Regions from separate parts of the Homo sapiens genome. Here region 1 is linked to region 2. Evidence: chromatin loops called from intact Hi-C (ENCODE). Cell type or tissue: chondrocyte. All regions are shown on one strand. Links, peaks and the distances in the headings refer to the core of each region. The heading gives the core; the rest is flanking DNA.

Region 1 (12,250 bases), core at 2,436-10,435, 180 kb after region 2:
TCAAAGACCTTTTTTCCAAATAAGGCCACATTCACAGGTACTAGGAGTTATAGCTTGGACACATCTTTTAGGGAAACACAATTCAATCTACTACAATGTGTATTTAAACCTTTTAGAAAATAGGGAACTCAATTAAAATTTATTACCAGGACAAGAAATTATCAAGACAACCAATCAGAATTACAGAATTTTAGATATTAAAGGTTACTTTCAGAGGCCACAGCAACAATCTCTGAAGTCATAGTGTCTTACAAGACTCTTAATTAAAATTAATATTTACAAGGAGAATTTTATGATACAAACTAGTATCTATTTACTGACCTTCTTGGAGAAGACTAAACATTTCTCCTTATCTTGTTAGTATTTCTTTCACCATAATTATGAAGGCCTTTGGTTTTTCAAGCCTAAGTCCTAGAAAACCAGCCATTAATTGGCATCAATATGGGAAAAAACCAGCTCTGAGAGCTCAAAACTGACCATATGGGAAAGGAGAAAGGAGTAAAATAGGATACTTAGTAAATGCAGTATGGGACATGAAATGCTTTCCATCTATGCTTCCCACCATAGATTATAAGTTTCTATAAAGATTTGCATTTTGAATTATTGAAAATTTTTTCCAGAGGTGGCATTAACAGGTATGGTATGGATGTGTGGACATGACTCAAAGGAGCTGTGTGAGTGGTACTGGCCAGATAAAGTACAGTAGCTCTGCCCTTGCCTCTGTTATTGGACCAATGGGCTCACCTTCTACTTGCAGAGCCCTGTACTCCCATACTTCTGCAGCATTTCTCATGTTCAGTGACAAAAGTAAGCCTGTTATCCTGTCTGTGTGGTATGGCTATAGCAATGGGCATGGTATTGGAAGAGGAATTTGCAATAAAATGTACAAGTCCCTCCCTCACTAGAGTTCAGGTGTGGCAGGAACACTGCCTTGTGGGTCAGATTTGGCATTTCAATCCTCAAAGGATCTCTGGGGCAAGGTATATACCCAAAAAGAAGCAGAAGTGGAATTGTAAATAGGGTAGTCTGAGAGTTGAGCATAAAGTTAGGGAGACCCACAATTGCTTTCTGGCCCAAAGAGCAAGAGTGAAATAATAAGGAGCAAATGTAGCCAAGAAACAGGAGACAGACGGAAATTAGACCAGAATGAAAATAATTCAGAACAAGTAAAAGCGGTCTTGGGTAATTTGTATAATTTCCACAAAACAACACTAAAGATTGGTTTATTGATGGGTGAGGTGGAAGTGTTGGATTATCTTGAAATGTAGAACTCCTTTCAACTTCATGCCTCCCCAGTTATACTTCTGTGTATCTACCCAGAAGAACTGAAGGCAGGGACTTAAAGAATATTTGTACACTCATGGTCATAGTGTGACTGGCTTAAGTCCTACTGCTCAGCACTCAGAGGCCAAATACAGGAGAAGCAAGGTGTGGTGAAAGAAGAGCAACTTTAGCATTAGCGACTAATGCTAGCAGTTGGGGAATGGCCAAAGGGCATTCTGGTTACAAATCTGGTGCCCCAGGTAAGGAACTGTGTATTTTGATCGACTCAACCTGTACACTTGGTTTCCAATGAGTGGAGCAATTGGCTGTGGCGTGCACCAGGGCTTACCCACCCATGCTACTGGGCAGGACAGAGTCCACTTGCAAACTCCAGCTTCTCATGGCTAGCTGACCTCACAGCTGGGACCTTAGGGAATTCCCAGCAGTTGCCAAGACTGCTTTTGTCTTGGGGATTTTCCCTTCTCTCCCCTTCATGTCTCCCCTACATGGACCTGGTATAGGTCATCTGTGGTGCTGTGTAGGCCTCTGTGACATCTGGACTGAATGCAGGTCACTCTGTGGTGCCACCTGGGTTTCACACAAGATCTCAGGACTTTTCTCCAGTCTTCCCTCTTTAGGATCAATTTGGAATGCTGGGTCTACATCAGATCTGTTTGTGTTTGTGTCTCTGTTTACTGTTACCCCTCCATCCCAGAGTACTTTAGCACAGTCTCTGTCCCACCCAATAAGACCAGTCTCATCTGCTTGTCAGAAGGCAGCAAGAGAGGCTGCTCCTGTCCTTCTTGGGGAGTAACAGTTTTCAATCTCCTGGCCCCTGATATTGTCATCCTTTTGGGGAATCCAGAGTATTTCCTGTAACTGTGTCAAGCTTTGGGGGATGTAGTGGGGAAGCATGTGAACTTTTTCCTAGACTATCTGGGACTCCAGCTGGTTATATATTATTGCCAGTTTTTGTGCACATTTTTAACTAATGGGCAAATTATACTAAGGAAAATTCACAGTTCAAATGGTTAGCCTGCAACTATAAAGTTAAGAAGTCTTCTAAAGCTATCAATTTATTTTCTTTTCTGCCTACTTTGAACCTGTTATTAAGCTACTGGTGTTGAAATAAAACTTACTGTTTCAAGGTTACTTGGAGATTTCATTTTTCTTATACACATCAGCCAGTTCTGGCTAAAATGGAAACATTAGAAACTTATTTGAAACTGACAGAAAAAAAAGAGGTAAAAGATGTTTTTAAAATCAAAACTGCCATGAAAACTGCTTTACCCAAATTCTGGTCCACAGCTTTCCTTAGATTACCTATCAGGTTTTAGCCATGTGAACAGGTTCCAATTTCATCAGAAAAATAATTTGGATTCAGCTATCTTTTGTAAAGTGGTGAGTTTGTATTGCTATCTTAAGGCTAGGGTTCTGAGGTAAAAGCTATTGGACCTTTGTGCATGTATGTATACATGTTTTGATAAGCTTATGGGTATGTACATGTATTATGTTATACGTTGTGTCTAGCATGCTACAAAACTGGCTTAAAAGTAAATGGGTACTCATAAATTAAGTCCAAATGCTTTTCAAATTTACATGAATCTCTGGTAAATAAAACTGGCTTTAAAATTATTGACAAAAATAGGCCAGGCATGGTGGCTCACATCCATAATCCCAACACTCTGAGAGGTCAAGGCAGGAAGATAGCTTGAGCCCAGGAGTTTAGACAAGGCTGAGCAATGTAGCAAGACCCAGTCTCTGCAAAAAATAGAAAAATTAGCCAGGTGTGGTGGCACATGCCTGTAGTCCCAGCTATTCGGGAGGCTGAACTGGAAGGATTACCTGAGCCTGGGGAGGTCAAGGCTGCAGTGAGTTGTGATTGCGCCACTGCACTCCATACTGAGCAACAGTGAGACTCTGTCTCAAAAAAAAAATTGGTAAAAATAGAAATGTCATCAGAATTGTCAGCATACATTTTTGTCTGAGTTTATTGAACAAATGATTTTATATTTGTCTCTGTCTCTATATTAAGATGTCAGGGTTTGTCACAAAGGTTGTGAGACTATAAACCCAGGCAAAAACAGAATAATCTTTGTGTGATTTTTTTTGTCAAATAAGACTAATTTAATATTGTTGGTTCAATGAAAATAGCTGAATCTTCTGAGTTAACAGCAAAAGGCATTTAACTTTAAGGTTCTTACTTAAGTGTTCACCTGCTATTCCGACTTTAAAAATGATTAACTGGGAAATAAATTCAAATAATAATTAGTTTTGTGTAATATCTCGGTTTTCACAAGTAATCTAGAGAAACTGTTAAAATGAAAAAATTGAGTACATGTAAGTAAGATAAATGCTTATAAGTGGACTTTATGTATAATTTTAAATTTTTTAATTATTTTGAATTAAGTAATAAATTCTCATTTAATGTCTGGGTAATTTCCAATTAAGAAAAGCTTATGATATAGAAAAACATATTTCTAAAACTGTGGAATGGTTTCATCTATAAAATGCTAACATCCATCAGACAGTTCAGAGTTTTCTGCACTAAAATTTAAGGTTTCAAAGGATAAGTATTCTAGCTGATATACGCTTCTGTAAGTTGTGTTCTTATTGAAAAAAATTGTGTCATTTGGAGGTTACTTGAAAGTTATTTATTGAAGAAGGTTAAAAAATCAGTAAGTAGGGGAGCGAGATGTGAAAAAAGTTATGGCATATTTTTGGTAAGGAATGCCATAAAGAAAAGAGAATAGTTTTTATGAAAAAGGATCTTGTACGGTAAATTTTTGTCCTAAAGCAAAATGACTGATTATTTAGGAAAGAGGACAAATTAGGAACCCCAAGCATGTCATAGTTACGTGTAAGTTATGACAAGGATAGTGAAGGAGAATTTATCAAAGGAATTTTGTGTGTGATTAAGTTAGCTATAATTTTTTTTTTTTTTTTTTGAGACAGAGTCTGGCTCTGTCACCCAGGCTGGAGTGCAGTGGCACAATCTCGGCTCACTGCAAGCTCCACCTCCCAGGTACACGCCATTCTCCTGCCTCAACCTCCCGAGTAGCTGGGACTACAGGTGCCCGCCACCACACCCAGCTAATTTTTTGTATTTTTAGTAGAGATAGGGTTTCACCATGTTAGCCAGGATGGTCTCAATCTCCTGACCTCGTGATCCACCCGTCTCAGCCTCCCAAATTGCTGGGATTACAGGTGTGAGCCACCACACCCAGCCGAGTTAGCTATAATTTAAAAGGAAGTGTTTACAATAGTCTTTCTAAAGAATGATCCCCAGAGATTGGCAAGACGGCCAAATAGGAAGAGTTACAGTCTGTAGCTCCCAGCAACACCAACACGGAAGGCGGGAGATTTCTGCATTTCCAACTGAGGTATATTGTTTGTCTCATTGGGACTCGTTAGGCAGTGGGGACAGCCCACAGAGGGCGAGCAAAAGTAGGGTGGGGCATCACCCCACCGGGGAAGCGCAAGCAGCCAGGGGTCTCTCCCTCCCCGAGCCATGGGAAGCCGTGAGGGACTGTGCTATCTGGCTCAGATACTATGCTTTTCCTACGGTTTTTGCAATCCAATCCCCAGACCAGGAGATTCCCTTGTGTGCCTACACCACCAGGGCCCTGGGTTTCAAGCACAAAACTGGGCGGCTGTTTGGGCAGACACCGAGCTAGCTGCAGGAGTTTTTTTTTTCTTACCCCAGTGGTGCCTGGAACCCCAGCGAGACAGAACTGTTCACTCACCTGGAAAGAGGGCGGAAACCAGGGAGCCAAGTGTTCTCACTCAGCGGGTCCCACTCCCACAGAGCCCAGCAAGCTAAGAACCACTGGCTTGGAATTCTCACTGCCAGTCCAGCAGTCTGATGTCAACCTGGGATGATCAAGCTTGGTGTAGGGGGGGCATCCACCATTACTGAGGCTTGAGTAGGCGGTTTTCCCCTGACAGTGCTAAGGAGGCTGGGAAGTTTAGATTGGGCCAAACGCACCACAGTGTGGCAAAGCGGCTGTGGCCAGACTGCCTCTCTAGATTCCTCCTCACTGGGCAGGGAATCTCTGAAAGAAAGGCAGCAGCCCCATCAGGGGCTTATAGATAAAACTCCCATCTCCCTGGGACAGAGCACCTGGGGGAAGGGGAGGCTGTGGGCACAGCTTCAGCAGACTTAAATATTCCTGCCTGCCAGCTCTGAAGAGTGCAGCAGATCCTGACAAGGAGCATTCTCCCAGCACAGCGCTTGAGCTCTGCTAAGGGACAGACTGCCTCCTCAAGTGGGTCCCTGACCCCCGTGCCTCCTGACTGGGAGAGACCTCCCAACAGGGGTTGACAGACACCTCATACAGGAGAGCTCCAGCTGGCATCAAGCCGGTGCCCCTCTGGGATGAAGCTGCCAGAAGAAGGAGAGGCAGCAACCTTTGCTGTTCTGCAGCCTCCGCTGGTGATACACAGGCAAACAGGGTCTGGAGTGGACCTCCAGCAAACTGCAGCAGACCTGCAGAAGAGGGGCCTATTAGTAGAAAAACTAACAAACAGAAAGCAACAACATTGCCCTCTCCCTCTCCCTCTCCCTCTCCCTGTCCCTCTCCCTCTCCCTCTCCCTCTCCCCATGGTCTCCCTCTCCCTCTCTTTCCACGGTCTCCCTCTCATGCCGAGCCGAAGCTGGACTATACTGCTGCCATCTCGGCTCACTGCAACCTCCCTGCCTGATTCTCCTGCCTCAGCCTGCGGAGTGCCTGCAATTGCAGGCGCGTGCCGCCACGCCTGACTGGTTTTCGTATTTTTTTGGTGGAGACGGGGTTTCGCTGTGTTGGCCGGGCTGGTCTCCAGCTCCTAACCGCGAGTGATCCGCCAGCCTCGGCCTCCTGAGGTGCCGGGATTGCAGACAGAGTCTGGTTCACTCAGTGCTCAATGGCGCCCAGGCTGGAGTGCAGTGGCGTGATCTCGGCTCGCTACAACCTCCACCTCCCAGCCGCCTGCCTTGGCCTCCCAAAGTGCCGAGATTGCAGCCTCTGCCCGGCCGCCACCCCGTCTGGGAAGTGAGGAGCGTCTCTGCCTGGCCGCCCATCGTCTGGGATGTGAAGAGCCCCTCTGCCTGGCTGCCCAGTCTGGAAAGTGAGGAGCATCTCTGCCTGGCCGCCATCCCATCTGGGAAGTGAGGAGCGCCTCTTCCCGGCCGCCATCACATCTAGGAAGTGAGGAGCGTCTCTGCCCGGCCGCCCATCGTCTGGGATGTGGGGAGGCCTCTGACTGGCTGCCACCCCGTCTGGGAGATGAGGAGCGTCTCTGCCCGGCCGCCACGTCTGAGAAGTGAGGAGACCCTCCGCCTGGCAGCCGCCCCGTCTGAGAAGTGAGGAGCCTCTCCGCCTGGCAGCCACCCCGTCTGGGAAGTGAGGAACGTCTCCGCCCGGCAGCCACCCCGTCCAGGAGGGAGGTGGGGGGGGTCAGCCCCCCACCAGGCCAGCCGCCCAGTCCGGGAGGGAGGTGGGGGGGTCAGCCCCCCGCCCGGCCAGCCGCCCCGTCCAGGAGGTGAGGGGCGCCTCTGCCCGGCTGCCCCTACTGGGAAGTGAGGAGCCCCTCTGCCCGGCCACCACCCCGTCTGGGAGGTGTGCCCAACAGCTCATTGAGAACGGGCCAGGATGACAATGGCGGCTTTGTGGAATAGAAAGGGGGGAAAGGTGGGGAAAAGATTGAGAAATCGGATGGTTGCTGTGTCTGTGTAGAAAGAGGTAGACATGGGAGACTTTTCATTTTGTTCTGTACTAAGAAAAATTCTTCTGCCTTGGGATCCTGTTGATCTGTGACCTTACCCCCAACCCTGTGCTCTCTGAAACATGTGCTGTGTCCACTCAGAGTTAAATGGATTAAGGGCGGTGCAAGATGTGCTTTGTTAAACAGATGCTTGAAGGCAGCATGCTCATTAAGAGTCATCACCACTCCCTAATCTCAAGTACCCAGGGACACAAACTCTGCGGAAGGCTGCAGGGTCCTCTGCCTAGGAAAACCAGTGACCTTTGTTCACTTGTTTATCTGCTGACCTTCCCTCCACTATTGTCCTATGACCCTGCCAAATCCCCCTCTGTGAGAAACACCCAAGAATGATCAATAAAAAAAAAAAAAAACAAAAAAAAAAACAAAAAACAAAAAAGACCATGTCATCTGTGAATAAAAAAAAAAAAAAAAAAAAAGCAACAACATCAACATCAACAAAAGGACCTCCACACAAATACCCCATCCAAAGGTCATCAGCCTCAAAGATCAAAGGTAGATAAATCCATGGAGATGAGGAAAAAACAGCGCAAAAATGCTTAAAATTCCAAAAAACAGAATGCCTCTTCTCCTCCAAATGATTGCAACTCCTCTCCAGCAAGCATGCAAAACTGGATGGAGAATGAGTTTGATGAATTGACAGAAGTAGGCTTTAGAAGGTGAGTAATAACTCCTCTGAGCTAAAGGAGCAAGTTCTAACCCAATGCAAGGAAACTCAGAACCTAGATAAAAGGTTATAGAAACTGCTAACTAGAATGACTAGTTTAGAGAAGAACATAAATGACCTGATGGAGCTGAAAAACACAGCACAAGAACTTTGTGAAGCATACACAAGTATCAATAGCCGAATCAATCAAGCAGAAGAAAGGATATCAGAGATTAAAGATCAACTACTGAAATAAGGCTTGAAGACAAGATTAGAAAAAAAAAGAAAGAAAGAAAGAAAAGGAACAAACAGCTGGGCGTGGTGGTTCACGCCTGTAATCCCAGTACTTTGGGAGGCCAAGGCAGGCGGATCACCTGAGGTCGGGAGTTTGAAACCAGCCTGACCAACATGGAGAAACCCCATCTCTACTGAAAATACAAAAATTATCTGGGTGTGGTGGCACATGCCTGTAATCCCAGCTACTCAGGAGGCTGAGGCAGGAGAATTGCTTAAACCCAGGAGGCAGAGGTTATGGTGAGCCAAGATCATGCCATTGCACTCCAGCTTGGGCAACAAGAGCGAAACTCCATCTCAAAAAAAAAAGAAAGAAAGAAAGAAAGAAAGAAAGAAAGAAAGAAAGAAAGAAAGAAAGAAAGAAAAGGAGCAAAGCCTCCAGGAAATATGGGACTAGGTGAAAAGACCAAACCTACGATTGATTGGGGTACCTGAAAGTGACGGGGAGAATAAAGCCAAGTTGGAAAACACACTTCAGGATATTATCCAGGAGAACTTCCCCAACCTAGCAAGACAGGCCAATATGCTGATTCAGGAAATACAGAGAACATCACTAAGATACTCCTTGAGAAGAGCAACTCCAAGACACATAATCGTCAGATTCTCCAAGGTTGAAATGAAGGAAAAAATGCTAAGAGCAGCCAGAAAGAAAGGTCAGGTTACCTACAAGGGGAAGCCAATCAGACTAATAGCAGATCTCTCGGCAGAAACCCTACAAGCCAGAAGAGAGTGGAGGCCAGTATTCAACATTCTTAAAGAAAAGAATTTTCAACCCAGAATTTCATATGCAGCCAAACTAAGCTTCATAAGCGAACGACAAATAAAATCCTTTACAGACAAGCAAATGCTGAGATTTTGTCACCATCAGGCCTGCTTACAAGAGCTCCTGAAGGAAGCACTAAATATGGAAAGGAAAAACTGGTACCAGCCACTGCAAAAACACACCAAAATATAAAGACCAACAACACCATCAAGAAACTACATCAACTAATGTGCAAAATAACCAGCCAGCATCATGATTATAGGATCAAATTCACACATAAAAATAATAACCTTTAATGTAAATGGGCTAAATGACCCAATTAAAAGACACAGACTGGAAAATTGGAATAAGAGTCAAGACCTATCTGTGCTGTATTCAGAAGACCCATCCCAAGTGCAAAGACACACATAGGCTCAAAATAAAGGGATGGAGGAATATTTACCAAGCAAATGGAAAGCAAAAAAAAGCAGGGGTTGCAATCCTAGTTTCTGATAAAGCAGACTTTAAACCAACAAAGATCAAAAAGACAAAGAAGGGCATTACATAATGGCAAAGGGATCAACACAACAACAAGAGCTAACTATCCTAAATATATATGCACCCAATACAAGAACACCCAGATTCATAAAAACTAGTTCCTAAAGACCTACAAAGAGACTTAGACTCCCACACAATAATAGTGGGAGACTTTAACACCCCACTGTCAATATTAGATAGATCAATGACACAGAAAATTAACAAAGATATTCAGGACTTGAACTCAGCTCTAGACCAAGCAGACCTAATAAATATCTACAGAACTCTCCACCCACCCCAAAGCAACAGAATATACATTCTTCGCAGCACCACATAGCGCTTATTCTAAAATCGACCACATAATTGGGAGTAAAACACTCCTCAGCAAATGCAAAAGAATGGAAATCATGACAACAGACTCTCAGACCACAGTGCAATCAAACTAGAACTCAGGATTAAGAAACTCACTCAAAACTGCACAACTACATGGAAACTGAACAATCTGTTCCTGAATGACTAATAGGTAAATAACGAAATTAAGGCAGAAATAAGTTATTTGAAACCAAGGAGAATAAAGAGACAACATGCCAGAATCTCTGGGACAGAGCTAAAGCAGTGTTTAGAGGGAAATTTATATCACTAATTGCCCACATCAGAAAGCAGAAAAGATCTAAAATCAACACCCTAACATCACAATTAAAAGAACTAGAGAAGCAAAAGCAAAGAAACTCAAAAACTAGCAGAAGACAAGAAATAGATCAGAGCAAAAAAGGAGATTGAGACAAAAAAAAAACCCCCGTCAAAAAATCAATGAATCCAGGAGCTGGTTTTTTGAAAAAATTAACAAAATAGACAGACGGCTAGCAAGACTAATAAAGGAGAAAAGAGAGAAGAATCAATCAGATGTAATAAAAAATGATAAAGGGGATATCACCACTGATCCCACAAAAATACAAACTACCATCAGAGAATACTATAAACACCTCTTTGCACATAAACTAGAAAATCTAGAAGAAATGGATAAATTCCTGGACACATACAACCTCCCAAGACTAAACCAGGAAGAAGTTGAATCCCTGAATAGACCAATAACAAGTTCTGAAATTGAGGCAGTAATTAATAGCCTACCAACCAAAAAAAGTCCAGGACCAGGTGGATTCACAGCCGAATTCTACCAGAGGTACAAAAAGGAGCTGATACCATTCCTTCTGAAACTATTCCAAACAATAGAAAAAGAGGGACTCATCCCTAACTCATTTTATAAGGCCAGCATCATCCTGATACCAAAACATGGCAGAGACACAACACAAAAAAAGAAAATTTCAGGCCAATATCCCTGATGAACATCAATGTGATAATTCTCAATAAAATATTGGCAAACCAAATCCAGCAGCACATCAAAAAGCTTATCCACCACAACCAAGTCAGCTTCATCCCAGGAATGCAAGGCTGGTTCAACATACACAAATCAATAAACATAATCCATCACATAAACAGAACCATGTAAAAATGACATGATTATCTCAATAGATGCAGAAAAGGCCTTTGATGAAATTCAACATCCCTTCATGCTAAAAACTCTCAATAAGCTAGGTATTGATGGAATGTATCTCAAAATAATAAGAGCTATTTATGACAAACCCATACTCAATATCGTACTGAATGGGCAAAGCTGGAAGCATTCCCCTTGAAAACCGGCACAAGACAAGGATGCCCTCTCTCACTACTCTATTCAACATAGTATTGGAAGTTCAGGCAAGGGCAATCAGGCAAAAGAAAGAATACAGGGTATTCAAATAGGAAGAGAGGAAGTCAAATTTTCTGTGTCTGCAAAAGACATGATTGTATATCTACAAAACCCTATCATCTCAGCTCAAAAACTCTTCAAGCTTATAAGCAACTTCAGCAAAGTCTCAGGATACAAAATCAATATGCAAAAATCACAAGCATTTCTATATACCAATAATAGACAAGCAGAGAGCCAAATCATGAGTGAACTCCCATTAACAATAGCTACAAAAAGAATAAAATACCTAGGAATACAACTTACAAGGGACCTGAAGGACCTCTTCAAGGAGAACTACAAACCACTGCTCAAGGAAATAAGGGAGGACACAAACAAATAGGAAAAAAAAATTCCATGCTCATGGATAGGAAGAATTGGTATCATGAAAATGGCCATACTATCCAAAGTAATTTATAGATTCACTGCTATTCCCATCAAGCTACCATTGACTTTCTTCACAGAACTAGAAAAAACTACTTTAGATTTCATATGGAACCAAAAAAGAGCCCATATAGCCAAGACAATCCTAAGCAAAAGAACAAAGCTGGAGGCATCACACTACCTGATTTCAAACTATACTACAAGGCTACAGTAACCAAAACAGCATGGTACTGATAGCAACACAGATATATAGACCAATGGAACAGAACAGAGGCCTCAGAAATAACACCACACATCTACAACCATCTGATCTTCGGCAAACCTGACAAAAACAAGCAATGGGGAAAGGATTCCCTACTTAATAAATGGTGATGGGAAAACTGGCTAGCCATATGCAGAAAACAGAAACTGGGCCCCTTCCTTATGCCTTAAACAAAAATTAACTCAAGGTGGATTAAAGACTTAAACATAAAACCTAAAACCATAAAAACCCTAGAAGAAAACCTAAGTAATATCATTCAGGACATAGGCATGGGCAAAGACTTCAAGTCTAAAACACCAAAAGCAATTTCAGCCGCAGCCAAAATTGACAAATGGGATCTAATTAAACTAAGAGCTTCTGCTCAGCAAAAGAAACTATCGTCAGTGTGAACAGGCAACCTACAGAATGGGAGAAAATTTTTGCAATCTATCCGTCTGACAAAGGGCTAAACTCCAGAATCTAAAAGGAACTTAAACAAATTTACAAGAAAAAAAAAACCCAATCAAAAAGTGGCAAAGGATATGAACAGACACTTCTCAAAAGAAGACATTTATACCTGGTGTGGTGGCTTACGCC
Region 2 (12,250 bases), core at 2,159-10,158:
CATATGTAGGGAGTACCACTAGGGTAACATTCCAAACCTCTTCCTGATTCCTTAGGGGAGAAAAAATTACTTAATGTGATTGGTGAATTTAAAGAAAAGGAGAAGCTGGACACATACAGCTCAGCCTCTTCCTTATTACTCCCCTTGAGAACTATTAGAATTACACATAAATTCTGCTCTTCTCCTTTATACCCTAAGTTTTACAAGAGCAGATGATCAAGTGGGTAGACCTATGCTAGTCAAGCTCTACTTGTGGCAGAAGATAAATTTGTCTAATTTGGGATTTCAAGATTAAGAGATCCTATTGCCTTCAAATATAAACTGCATTCTCCAGTATTTAAAATATTGATACTTTTTAATAAAGTCTTCAATAATAAAAATATTATTTTTATTCTCCCTTGTCTTTCTCAATTGGTTCAGAATATAAGTGAGGAAAACAGGATGTCATTTATTAAGCCCCCTCAAAACCCAAAATTAGACATAATCTAAATAAACTTTAGAATTGTTTATGAAAATATTTTGCCTCTAACATTAAAAAATTCTTAAGAGAGAAACACAGAGGTACCTAATTAAATTAAAACTATAATAAGAATTGTAGAGAAAGACTGAAACCTTCTTTTTTTCTTCTTTTTTGTTTCTGCATTAGACTGAAACCTTCTCCAAATCTCCAAATGACAAAATTTTGAAATTTTTAGCTAAAATGCTTTTGAATTAATAAATAGCAAGAAACAATTTAGAAAATGAAATTGTATGATATATGTAAAATGTTATTTTCCTACTTATAAACAAAAAATCATTTCTAAGTAGAAGTTAGAAAATGAATTGGTATTTTAAAACTATGAGAATTATATGCTCTTACCTTGTCTTTTTTTTCTTTAAGAGTAGCTGTGTTTTCTTTTGCCTCTCTTTTGAGTTTTTCCTATTAAAAATAAATATCAAGTACAAGTAACATAAACATCACAATGATCACAAATGAATATTATCAAAATCTTTCCTAGTAAGTATTAACAAAGAAAGATGACGAACCTCTCAATCTTATAAAGTAATAAAAAGAAAAAAAAGAAAAGTTAGTTCCTTTCTACAGAGGTATTATTTGGTTTTGATTATCTCTTCCTTTATTCTAATCAGTCTCTAGTGTATATCTGTGGACTTTTGAATAAGTCTCTTAAAACTCTGAATCTCAGCTTTCTTATTTGTAAAATAAAGCTAATGGAACAAATTACAGAATGAGAGATACGCACAAGTAACTAAGCTGTGAAAAGTTGCAAAAAGATCTAAAATATTGTGAGCCTTTACAGGCAGAATTAGATTTTTCTATGCATGTTGAGAAAAGGTGCAGTTCAGTTAGACTTTGGGTATGTGTATAGTCAAGATAAAAATGGAAAGGAGAGCTGTGGTCAGAATGGAAAGAGTGATATGCTAATATCATTAGATAGAATTTATTCAGTAAGATAAAAGAAAAGCCTGGCCTACATAAATGAATATGTAGGGTGCCTGTAATATGACAACCATCTGAAGCACAAAATTTTTACAACTCCAGGGAGTATTAGAGGTCTTAGAAAGTAAAAATCTCCAAGTGTGCAGAATTTTAGGCAGTAAAACTCGCCCATGATGTCTATGCCAGTATCTATCCTCACTGAATACCTTGCATACACCATGTTATCTCTCCCATAGCATTGCTCCTAATCACAGAACTCACTTCACTATGAAAGAAGCTGGCTGTAAACTGATGCAATAGTATTTACTGTTCTTATTATGTATCCTATAACCTACCAATGGTTGATCTTCAGTTATAGTGACAATTGGAGTCTACTCTAAGGGGCTGGAATGCTGTCTTTTAGGACAAAGCACATTTTCTAAACCAGCAATATCGTAATGACTCTCAGAATATGTATCTTGGCTTCTAGAGGACAGACGGGAGAAACCATCGCCTACAACTGCACTGTCTCTGCAATTCTGACTTTTCCTCGTCTGGAGATCTTGGTAAAGTCTCTTCTAATATAATATATGTTTCCAAGGTATGAAACAGCTCATACAAGAATGCGTATCTTTAGTGGTAGCTAAATAATCATCAGTTCCCTTAAACCAAAGAGATGGCCAGACCACTAAGGTTCCTATTTAATCTGAATAAGTAAGATATTCCTATAATACGGCCTGGCAAACAGAGAGTTGACTTGATCACCAGAGTAGAGAATGACAACCTTGTAACCAAATTTTGGATCTAAATAAACGTATCAGCCTATAGCCTTTTGAATAAAAAGGAAGCCTGGTACTCTAGTGGAAAAGTTCTGAAATAATATCACAAATACATACTGCATCCTTCCTACTATCTTGTGCACCAAGGATTAAAATATTAAGACATGGGTAATTGCACATCAACTAACATTAATTATTGGGAATCTATAATGCCACTATTTTTTCACTGGTCAGAGTGCAAGCATATCAGCATCAAGCAATAATTAGAATTTTATCAGAGTCTACTTCATGGTGAGCCCATGGAACCATAAACCTATCTTGTGCTCATTTTTTTAGATTCTAAGAATATAGTTTGAACAAACTCAATAAAAGGAATAATCCCCATGTTTGTTCTGACCACAGAGTCACAGAGTAAGAGATTTTAAAGTTGAAAGGACCAACTTTGAATCTCTCTCTCCATATCAAGATAGTAAACAAATTTCACATTGCTAGGCAGAGATTAAGGCCCCATCAAATTAATGAAAGATATAGGAAAAATGATTTATCATAATCCCAAAAAGCCAATCTATTTTAATTAGAAGTTAAGACAGTCATCTAGTAACAGTTTCCTATACCAATGGGCTTATAGGTAAAGTGGGGATTGTCATATTGACTGAGAACTTGGAAAAAAGTTGCATATAAAAGATGAGCTGAATCTATGTAAATATAAAGCTCAAGTTAAAGAGATACAGGAATCATAGTGAAATAATAGAATATACATTTTTATCAATCTTGACAATGTAAAATAATAAATACTAAAATTGTATATGTAGGGCAATATGAAACAGGAGACAGTATTAGATACATTATTTTAAAATATAAAGGTAATCAATAAACTAATTTAAAAGACTACATATACCTTCCAAATCAACCAAAGTAAGACACACACACACACACACACACACACTTACTTTAGAGAATAAGAAAGAAAATATGTAGTGAATATGTAGTGAAAAATAAGATGACAAAAACATTATTAAGATATATAATCAATGAAGAGTTAATATCCAGAATCATAAACAACTCCTACAACTCAACAACACAAAAATTGGATTAAAATTATTATTAACCCAATTCAAAAATGGGCAAAAGACTTGAATAATCAAACCACCAAAGAAGATATACAATGTCCAACAGGCATATTAAAAATAGTCACCATTGCTAATCATATGAGAAATGCAAATCACAGCCACATGAGATATTGCCTACACACATTAGGATGGCCACTATCAAATGAATAGGAAATAACAAATGCTGATGTGGATGTGGAGAAATTAGAATCCTTATGCACTGCTGTGTGGGAATGTCAAATGGTACAGTCACTACAGCCAATATAGAGGTTCTCAGAAAATTAATGATACAGTTGCCATATGATCTAAGAATCCCACTTCTGGAAATATATCCAAAAGAATTCAAAGCAAGATTTTAAAGAGATAGTTGCACACTCACATTCATTACAGCATTATTCACAATAGCAAGAGGTAGAAGCAACTCAAATGTCCATCAAAAGAAAAATAATAAGGAAAAGATGGTATACACATATAATAGAATATTATGCAGCCTTTAAAAAGGGCATCCTGTTACATACTACAACATAGATAAACCTCGAGGACATTATGCTAAGTGAAATAAGCCAGTCACATAAGCACAAATACTGTATGATTCCACTCATATAAAGTATTCAAAATCAGAAACAGGATGTGCAAAGGTGGTTGCCAAGGACTGGGAGGAAGAGGAAAAGGGAATTCGTGTTGAATGGGTATAGACTTTTAGTTTTACAAGATGGAAAACTACTAGAGATCTGTTGCACAACAGGATGAATATACTTAACACTGCTGAACTGTACATTTAAAAAGTGTTAAGATGGTGCACTTAATGTTATATGTTTTTATCACAATAACAAAGTTAAAGTACAAACCATTCAACTTATGCATATCAACATAAAAGTGCTAAATAAAATATTGGCCAGCATTATCTAACATCACATTTTAAAAATACATCATAACCAAATAGAGTTTATTACAGAAACACAAGAATAAATCAAAACTGATACATATCATATCAACAAATACAATCAGGAAAACTAGCCTATTAGTCAAAAAAAGACTCTTGGATTACAGATTCAATCAAGGTTAATAAAAAGTAGACAAAAACACAGGAGACAAATACAAGAAGAAAGTGAGGGTCACAATATGAATACCAGATAAAGCTGACTTTGGGGCAAAAATACAAAAATAAAGTATACTATTTCCAAAAAAAACAATGAATTAGTATAAACTTTTATACAACAAATAGTATTCATCAAAATATGCAATGCAAAATTAGTAGAGAATTCAAAAGGAAGAGAAAGATAATAGTAATAGAACCCTTAACTCCTTTTAGCTCATGACTGATCAAACAGAAAAAATATATAAGAAATTTGAAGTACACATAATTGAAATAATACAGTAAATCAAACTTCTTGGTAAAGATGGTAAAGCCAGCTTACAAAATCTTCCTTCTCCTAAACTAACAACAACAACAAAAAAGCAAGACAGGAAGAGAGGAAAGAAACAAAAGTAGTTAAAAACTGGCAAAAATACATTCAACAACAAAAACATACAATCTCATGCTATAATCGGTAATACTAGTGAGGCTCAGTAAGAGAGCCACAATATACAAATGTGCTCATTTCACCCTACTCACTGTGGCTCCTCACCCTATTACTACTTGTATAGTATTGGTGAAAGAAAATGAAAACATATAATAATGAAAGTAAAGGTCACTAATATACCTGAATTTTGTAAGAAGAGATTTGAGGACATAAATAGGCAATCCAGGAAAAAGATGCCTAGAAAATGCATAATGAGTGATCAGCAGGAAAAAACCACTTAAGTTTATATTTTGGTCTCTCTCGATTGGAGAAAGGAAGCACAACCACAACCATAAAGAATTAGTTATCCTTGCCAATAAACAGAACATACTAGACATAAAGTCAAAAGATAAACTTCTTAAACAGAAGATTCCTCTAAAAGAATACAAAGCACAAAAAGAGACTCACTAAGAGCACCAGGTAAATTTTATCTTTTTCTCTGGGCTCCTTTCATCACCCTGTAAGCAGAATATCCCAAATCATATTTATATCTTTTCACTCACAAAGCTGTGCAAGTGACATAACAAGAGCTTGAAGAGACGTAAAATGGCAAAAATAAATAACCACGGCTTATCCTATCAGATAGACACACAGGCCCCAGGGCTCTACACTGAGCTGGTAAAAAGATCTGAAGCCTGAGGGAAATACATAACAAGAAAACTACGAAACACTGGACTTAATCTGCACTATAGACCAAATGGATCTAATAGATATTTATAAATATTTCATCCAACAGTTGCAAAATAAACATTCTTCTCCTAAGCACATGAATCAGTCTTAAGGACAGACCATATGCTAGCCACAAAACAAGTCTTAAACATTCAAAAATGGAAATCACATCAAGTATCTTCTCTGACAACAATGAAATAAACCAGAAATCAATAACAAAGGGAATTTTGGAAACTATAAAATCACATGGAATTTAAACAATATGCTCCAGAATGACCAGTGGGTCAAAGAGGAGATTAAAATGGCAATCAAAAAATTTATTGAAACAAATAATTGGAATACAACAACAAAATCTAAAGGATACAGCAAATGCAGTACTAAGAGGGATGTATATAGCTATAAACACCTACATCAAAAAGGAAGAAAAACTTCAAATAACCTAATGATGCATCTTAAAGAACTAGAAAAGCATGAGCAAACCAAACCCAAAGTTAGTAGAAGAAACAATAAAGATCAGAGCAGAAATAAATGAAATTGAAGAAAATGATACAAAAGATCAACGAAACAAAAAGTTTACTTTTTTGAAAAGATAAACAGAATGACAAACCGTTAGCCAGGCAGACTAAGGAAAAAAAGAGAGAGGCCTCAAATAAATAAAATGAGAGAAGGAAAAGGAGACATTACAATCAATACCACAGAAATTCAAAGGATCGCTAGAGGTTACTATGAGGTAAATATATGCCAATAAATTTTAAAACCTAAAAATAAATAAATTCCTAGCCACATACAATCTACAAAGATTGAACCATGAAGAAATCCAAAACTTGAATAAATCAATAACATCTAGCAAGATTGAAGCTATAATAAAAAGTCTCCCAGCAAAGAAAAACCTAGGACCCAATGGCTTTACTGCAAAATTTTACCAAACATTTAAAGAAGAATTAATACCACCCCTGCTCAAACTATTCTGAAAAATAGAGGAGAGGGGGTTACTTCCAAACTCATTCTATGAGGCCAGTAGTACCCTTAAACCAAAACCAGACACAAAGACACATCAAAAAAAGAAAACTAAAGGCCCATATCCCGGATGAACATTGATGCAAAAATCCTCAAAAAATACGAGCAAACCAAATTCAACAACACATTGAAACATCATTCATCATGGCTGTGTGATTTATCCCATGGATGCAAGAATGATTCAACATACACAAATAAATCAGTGTGATATATCATATCAAACCATATGATCATTTCAATTGATGCTGAAAAAGCTTTTGATAAAATTTAACATCCCTTCATGATAAAAACCCTCAATAAAACTGGGTATAGAAGGAATGTATCTCAACATAATAAAAGCCGTATATGACAGACTCACAGCTAGTATCATACTGAATGGCGAAGTACTGAAAGCTGCTGGAGCAAGATCTCAGCCCTACACACTGGAGGTCTGGATATAAATTTGGCTCTGTTGGCTGTTGTGGGAGTACAGAGGGAGTGAAACTGGCCTTGCTGGCTGTGTGGGAGCTGGGTGAGGCCTGTCAATGCCAACTTTCCCCCTACTTCCCTGGCGAACTGTACAAAGCATCAGAGGGAGCCATAATCCCCCTTGGAACATAACTCCATTGGCCTGAGAACCACTACCCCACCCCTCACAGTGGCAGCAGCAAGCCCTGCCCAAGGAAAGTCTGAGCTCAGAAACGCCTAACCCTGCCCCCACCTGATGGTTTTTCTCTACCTGACGTAGTAACTGAAGACAAAAGACATAAATTCATGGGAGCTCTATGGCTCTGCCCATTACCTGAGAAACCTGAATACTTATCCAGGTGATGTTAGGCCAAGTTTGTATCCCTCCACACTACCATCGATGTTGCTCTCTTAAAGACAACACCATGTGGCTGGAAGCCAACCAACTCAAGGCATTACAGCAACTCATAACAGACCAACCCTACTCCAAGGAAGGGGAAAACAACATCTAATTCCACCGGCTGTAACACCCTGGCTAACCAGAGGTCCTGAACTTGTTCACATCACAACTTCACTGCCAGCATAACCAGCATTTGAGAAAACCAGCATACTAAACAAAACTACAACCAAGGACTCTCATAGAGTCTGCTTCACTGCCCTGCCACCTCCACTGGAGAAGGTGCTGGTAGCCACGGCTGAGAGACCTGAAGATGAATCACATCATAGTACTCTTCACAGACACTCCCCACTACCAGCCTAAAGCCTGATAGCTCCACTGGGTAGCTAGACCCAGAAGAGCAATAACAATCACTGCAGTCATGCTCTCAGGAAGCCCCATCCCTAGGGGAAGAGGGAGAGCACCACATCAAGGGATCACCCCATGGGACAAAAGAATCTGAACAGCAGCCCTTGAGTCCCAGATCTTTCCTCTGACATAGTCTATCCAAACTAGAAAAAAAAAAAACAATTCTGGTAATATGACAAAACAAGGTTCTATAACACCATCAAAAGATCACACTAGCTCACCAGCAATGGATCAAAACCAAGGAGAAATCTCTGAATTGCCAGAAAAAGAATTCAGAAGGTCGATTATTAAGCTACTCAAGGAGGCACCAGAGAAAGGTGAAAACAAACTTAAAGAAACTTAAAAAATAATACAGGATATGATTGAAAAAAAATCTCTGAAGAAACAGATATCATAAAAAAAAATCACAGCTTCTGGAAATGAAAGACATGCTTACAGAAATGCAAAATACACTGGAAAATTTCAACAATAGAACCGAACAAGTAAAGGAAAAGACTTTAGAGCTCAAAGACAAGGCTTTCAAATTAATCCAATCCAACAAAGACAAAGAAAATATGGGGACAGGGGGCTGGCAAGATGGTCAAATAGAACAGATCTGGTCTGCAGCTCCCAGTGAGACCAATGCAGAAGGTGGGTGATTTCTGCATTTCCAACTGAGATACCCAGTTCATCTCATTGGGACTGGTTAGACAGTGGGTGCAGCCCACAGAGGGCGAGCAGAAGCAGGGGTGGGTGTTGCCTCACCTGGGAAGTGCAAGGGACCGGGGAACTCCATCTACTAGCCAAGGGAAGCCATGAGGAACTGTGCCATGAGGGATGGTGCTACCTGGCCCAGATACTATGTTTTTCTTATGGTTTCTGCAACCCACAGACCAGGAGATTCCATTGGGTGCCTACACAACCAGGGCCCTGGGTTTCAAGCACAAAACTGGGTGGGTGTTTGGGAAGACACCTAGCTAGCTGAAGGTGTTTGTTTTTGTACCCCAGTTGCACATGAAACTCCAATGAGACAGAACTGTTCGCTCCCCTGGAAAAGGGGCTGAAGCCTGGGAGCCGAGTAGTCTTGCTCAGTAGATCCCATCCCCATGGAGCCCAACAAGCTAAGATCCACTGGCTTCAAATTCTCACTGCCAAAACAGCAGTCTAAAGTCAACCTGGGATGCTTGAGCTTGTTGGGGGAGGTGGAGGGGAGTCCACCATTACTGAGGCTTCAGTAGGCGGTTTTCCCTTCACAGTGTAAACAAAGCCACAGGGAAGTTCGAACTAAGCAGAGCCCACCACAGCATGGCAAAGCCACTGTAGCCAGACCACCTCTCTAGTTTCCTCCTCTCTGGGCAGGGCATCTCTGAGAGAAATGCCCTGGAACAAAGCACCTGGGGGAAGGGGCACCTGTGGGTGCAGCTTCAGCAGACTTAAATGTTCCTGCCTGCCAGCTCTGAAGAGAGCAGAGGATCTCCCAGCACAGTGCTCGAGTTCTGCTAAGGGACAGACTGCCTCCTCAAGTGGGTCCCTGACCCACGTGCCTCCTGTTTGGGAGACACCTCCCAGCAGGGGCCAACATACACCTCATATAGGAAGACTCCAGCTGGTATCTGGCGAGTGCCCCTCTGGGATGAAGCTTCCAGAGGAAGGAGCAGGCAGCAATATTTGCTGTTCTGCAGCCTCCGCTGGTGATACCCAGGAAAACAGGGTCTGGAGTACACCCCCAGCAAACTCCAGCAGACCTACAGAAGAGGACCCTGACTATTAGAAGTAAAACTAACAAACAGAAAGCAGTATCATCAACATCAACTAAAAGGATGCCCACGCAAAAACCCCAACTGAAGGTCTCCAACATCAAAGACCAAAAGTAGATAAATCCATGAAGATGAGGAAAAACCAGTGCAAAAAGGCTGAAAATTCCAAAAACCAGAATGCCTCTTCTCCTCCAAAGGATCACAACTCCTTGCCAGCAAGGAAACAAAACTGGATGGAGACTGAGTTTGATGAATTGACAGAAGTAGGCTTCAGAAGGTAGGTAATAACAACCTCCTCCAAGCTAAAAAAGCATGTTCTAACCCAATGCAAAGAAGCTAAGAACCTTGATAAAAGGTTACAGGAAGTGCTAACTAGAATAACCAGTTTAGAGAACAGAAAAGACCTGATGGAGCTGAAAAACACAGCATGAGAACTTCGTGAAACATACACAAGTATCAATAGCTGAATCAACCAAGAGGAAGAAACGATATCAGAGACTGAAGATCAACTTAATGAAATAAAGTGTGAAGACAAGATTAGAGAAAACAGAATGAAAGGAATGAACAAAGCCTCCAAGAAATATGGGACTATGTGAAAAGACCAAACCAACATTTGATTGGTGTACCTGAAAGTGACAGGGAGAATGGAACCAAGTTGGAAAACACACTTCAGGATATTATCCAGGAGAAATTCCCCAATCTAGCAAGACAGGCCAACATTCAAATTCAGGAAATACAGAGAACACCACAAAGATACTCCTAGAGAAGAACAACCCCAAGACACATAATTGTCAGATTCACCAAGGTTGAAATGAAGGAAAAAATCTTAAGGGCAGCCAGAGAGAAAGGTCGGGTTACCCACAAAGGGAAGCCCATCAGATTAACAGTGGCTCTCTCTGCAGAAACCCTACAAGCCAGAAGAGAGTAGGGGCCAATATTCAACATTCTTAAAGAAAAGAATTTTCAACCCAGAATTTCATATCCAGCCAAACTAACCTTAAAGTGAAGGAAAATAAAATCCTTTACAGACAAGCAATGCTAAGGGATTTTGTCACCACCAGGCCTGCCTTACAAGAGCTCCTGAAGGAAGCACTAAATATGGAAAGGAAAAACTGGTACCAGCCACTGCAAAAACATACCAAAATGTAAAGACCATCAACACTATGAAGAAACTGCATCAACTAATGGGCAAAATAACCAGCTAGCATCATAATGACAGGACCAAATTCACACACAACAATATTAACCTTAAATGTAAACAAGCTAAATGCCCCAATTAAAAGACACAGACTGGCACAGTGGATGAAGAGTCAAGACCCATCGGTGTGCTGTATTCAGGAGACCCATCTCACGTGCAAAGACACACATAGACTCAAAATAAAGGGATGGAGGAATATTTACCAAGCAAATGGAAAGCAAACAAACAAACAAAAAGCAGAGATTGCAATCCTAGTCTCTGATAAAACAGACTTTAAACCAACAAAGATCAAAAAAGACAAAGAAGGGCATTACATAATGGTAAAGGGATCAATGCAACAAGAAGAGCTAACTATCCTAAATACATGCACCCAATATAAGAGCACCCAGATTCATAAAGCAAGTTTTAAGAGACCTACAAAGAGACTTAGACTCCCACACAGTAATAGTAGGAAACTTTAACACTCCACTGTCAATATTAGATAGAAGAATGAGACAGAAAATTAACAAGGATATTCACGACTTGAACTCAGCTCCGGACCAAACAGACCTAATAGACATCTACAGAACTCTCCACCCCAAAGCAACAGAATATACATTCTTCTCAGCACCGCATAGCACTTATTCTAAAATTGAACACATAATTGGAAATAAAACACCCTCAGCAAATGCAAAAGAACGGAAATCATTACAAACAGTCTCTCAGACCACAGTGCAAGGAAATTAGAACTCAGGATTAAGAAACTCACTCAAGGCCGAGTGCAGTGGCTCACGCCTGTAATCCCAGCACTTTGGGAGGCCGAGGAAGGCCAATCACCTGAGGTCAGAAGTTCAACAACAGCCTAGCCAACATGGTGAAACCCTGTCTCTACAAAAAGTACAAAAATTAGCCAGGTATGCTGGCACATGCCTGTAGTCCCGGCTACTTGGGAGGCTGAGACAGGAGAATCGCTTGAACCCAGGAGGCAGAGGTTGCAGTGAGTCAAGATGGCGCCACTGCACTCCAGCCTCAGTGGCAGAGCGAGACTCCATCTAAAAAAAAAAAAAAGAAAGAAAGAAAAAAGAAAACAGGAATTCACTCAAAACCACACAACTACATGAAAACTAAACAACCTGCTCCTGAATGACTACTGGGTAAGTAACAAAATTAAGGTGGAACTAAATAAGTTCTTTAAAACCATTGAGAACAAACACACAACGTACCAGAATCTCTGGGACACAGCTAAAGCAGTGTTTATAGGGAAATTTGTAGCACTAAATGCCCACATCAGAAAGTGGGAAAGATCCAAAACCAATACCCTAACATCACAATTAAAAGAACTAGAGAAGAAAAAACAAACAGATTCAAAAGCTGGCAGAAGACAAGAAATAATTAAGATCAGAGCAGAACTGAAGGACATCGAGACATGAAAAACCCTTCAAAAAAATCAACGAATCTAGGAGCTGGTTTTTTGAAAAGATTAACAAAATAGATAGACTGCTAGCCAGACTAATAAAGAGGAAAAGAGAGAA

The links. Hi-C counts contacts between places; a loop is a spot of excess contacts. Peaks named below come from ENCODE experiments on the same cell type or tissue, not always from the same donor. Only the 100,000 strongest peaks of a DNase experiment are listed, where the experiment ranks them.
Region 1: a loop joins it to region 2, with 4 times the contacts of the local background. A loop is called at or near these places in 1 of 110 quality-filtered maps.

What each region holds. Positions count from the first base shown.
Region 1 is chr1:114,785,095-114,797,344 of GRCh38, reverse strand. No RefSeq gene overlaps it. Among named protein-coding and RNA genes, the nearest start is that of SIKE1, 11 kb to the right of the region's middle. RefSeq lists a silencer at 1,904-2,121 and enhancers at 5,576-6,483, 6,484-7,393. In chondrocyte, for the core only: no CTCF peak of the experiment used is centred there; DNase peaks (open chromatin) are centred at 5,583 and 6,584.
Region 2 is chr1:114,966,226-114,978,475 of GRCh38, reverse strand. SYCP1 (synaptonemal complex protein 1) reads right to left here. Exons shown (of 32, transcript NM_003176.4): 28 at 860-919. Among named protein-coding and RNA genes, the nearest start is that of TSHB, 57 kb to the left of the region's middle. In chondrocyte, for the core only: no CTCF peak of the experiment used is centred there; no DNase peak of the experiment used is centred there.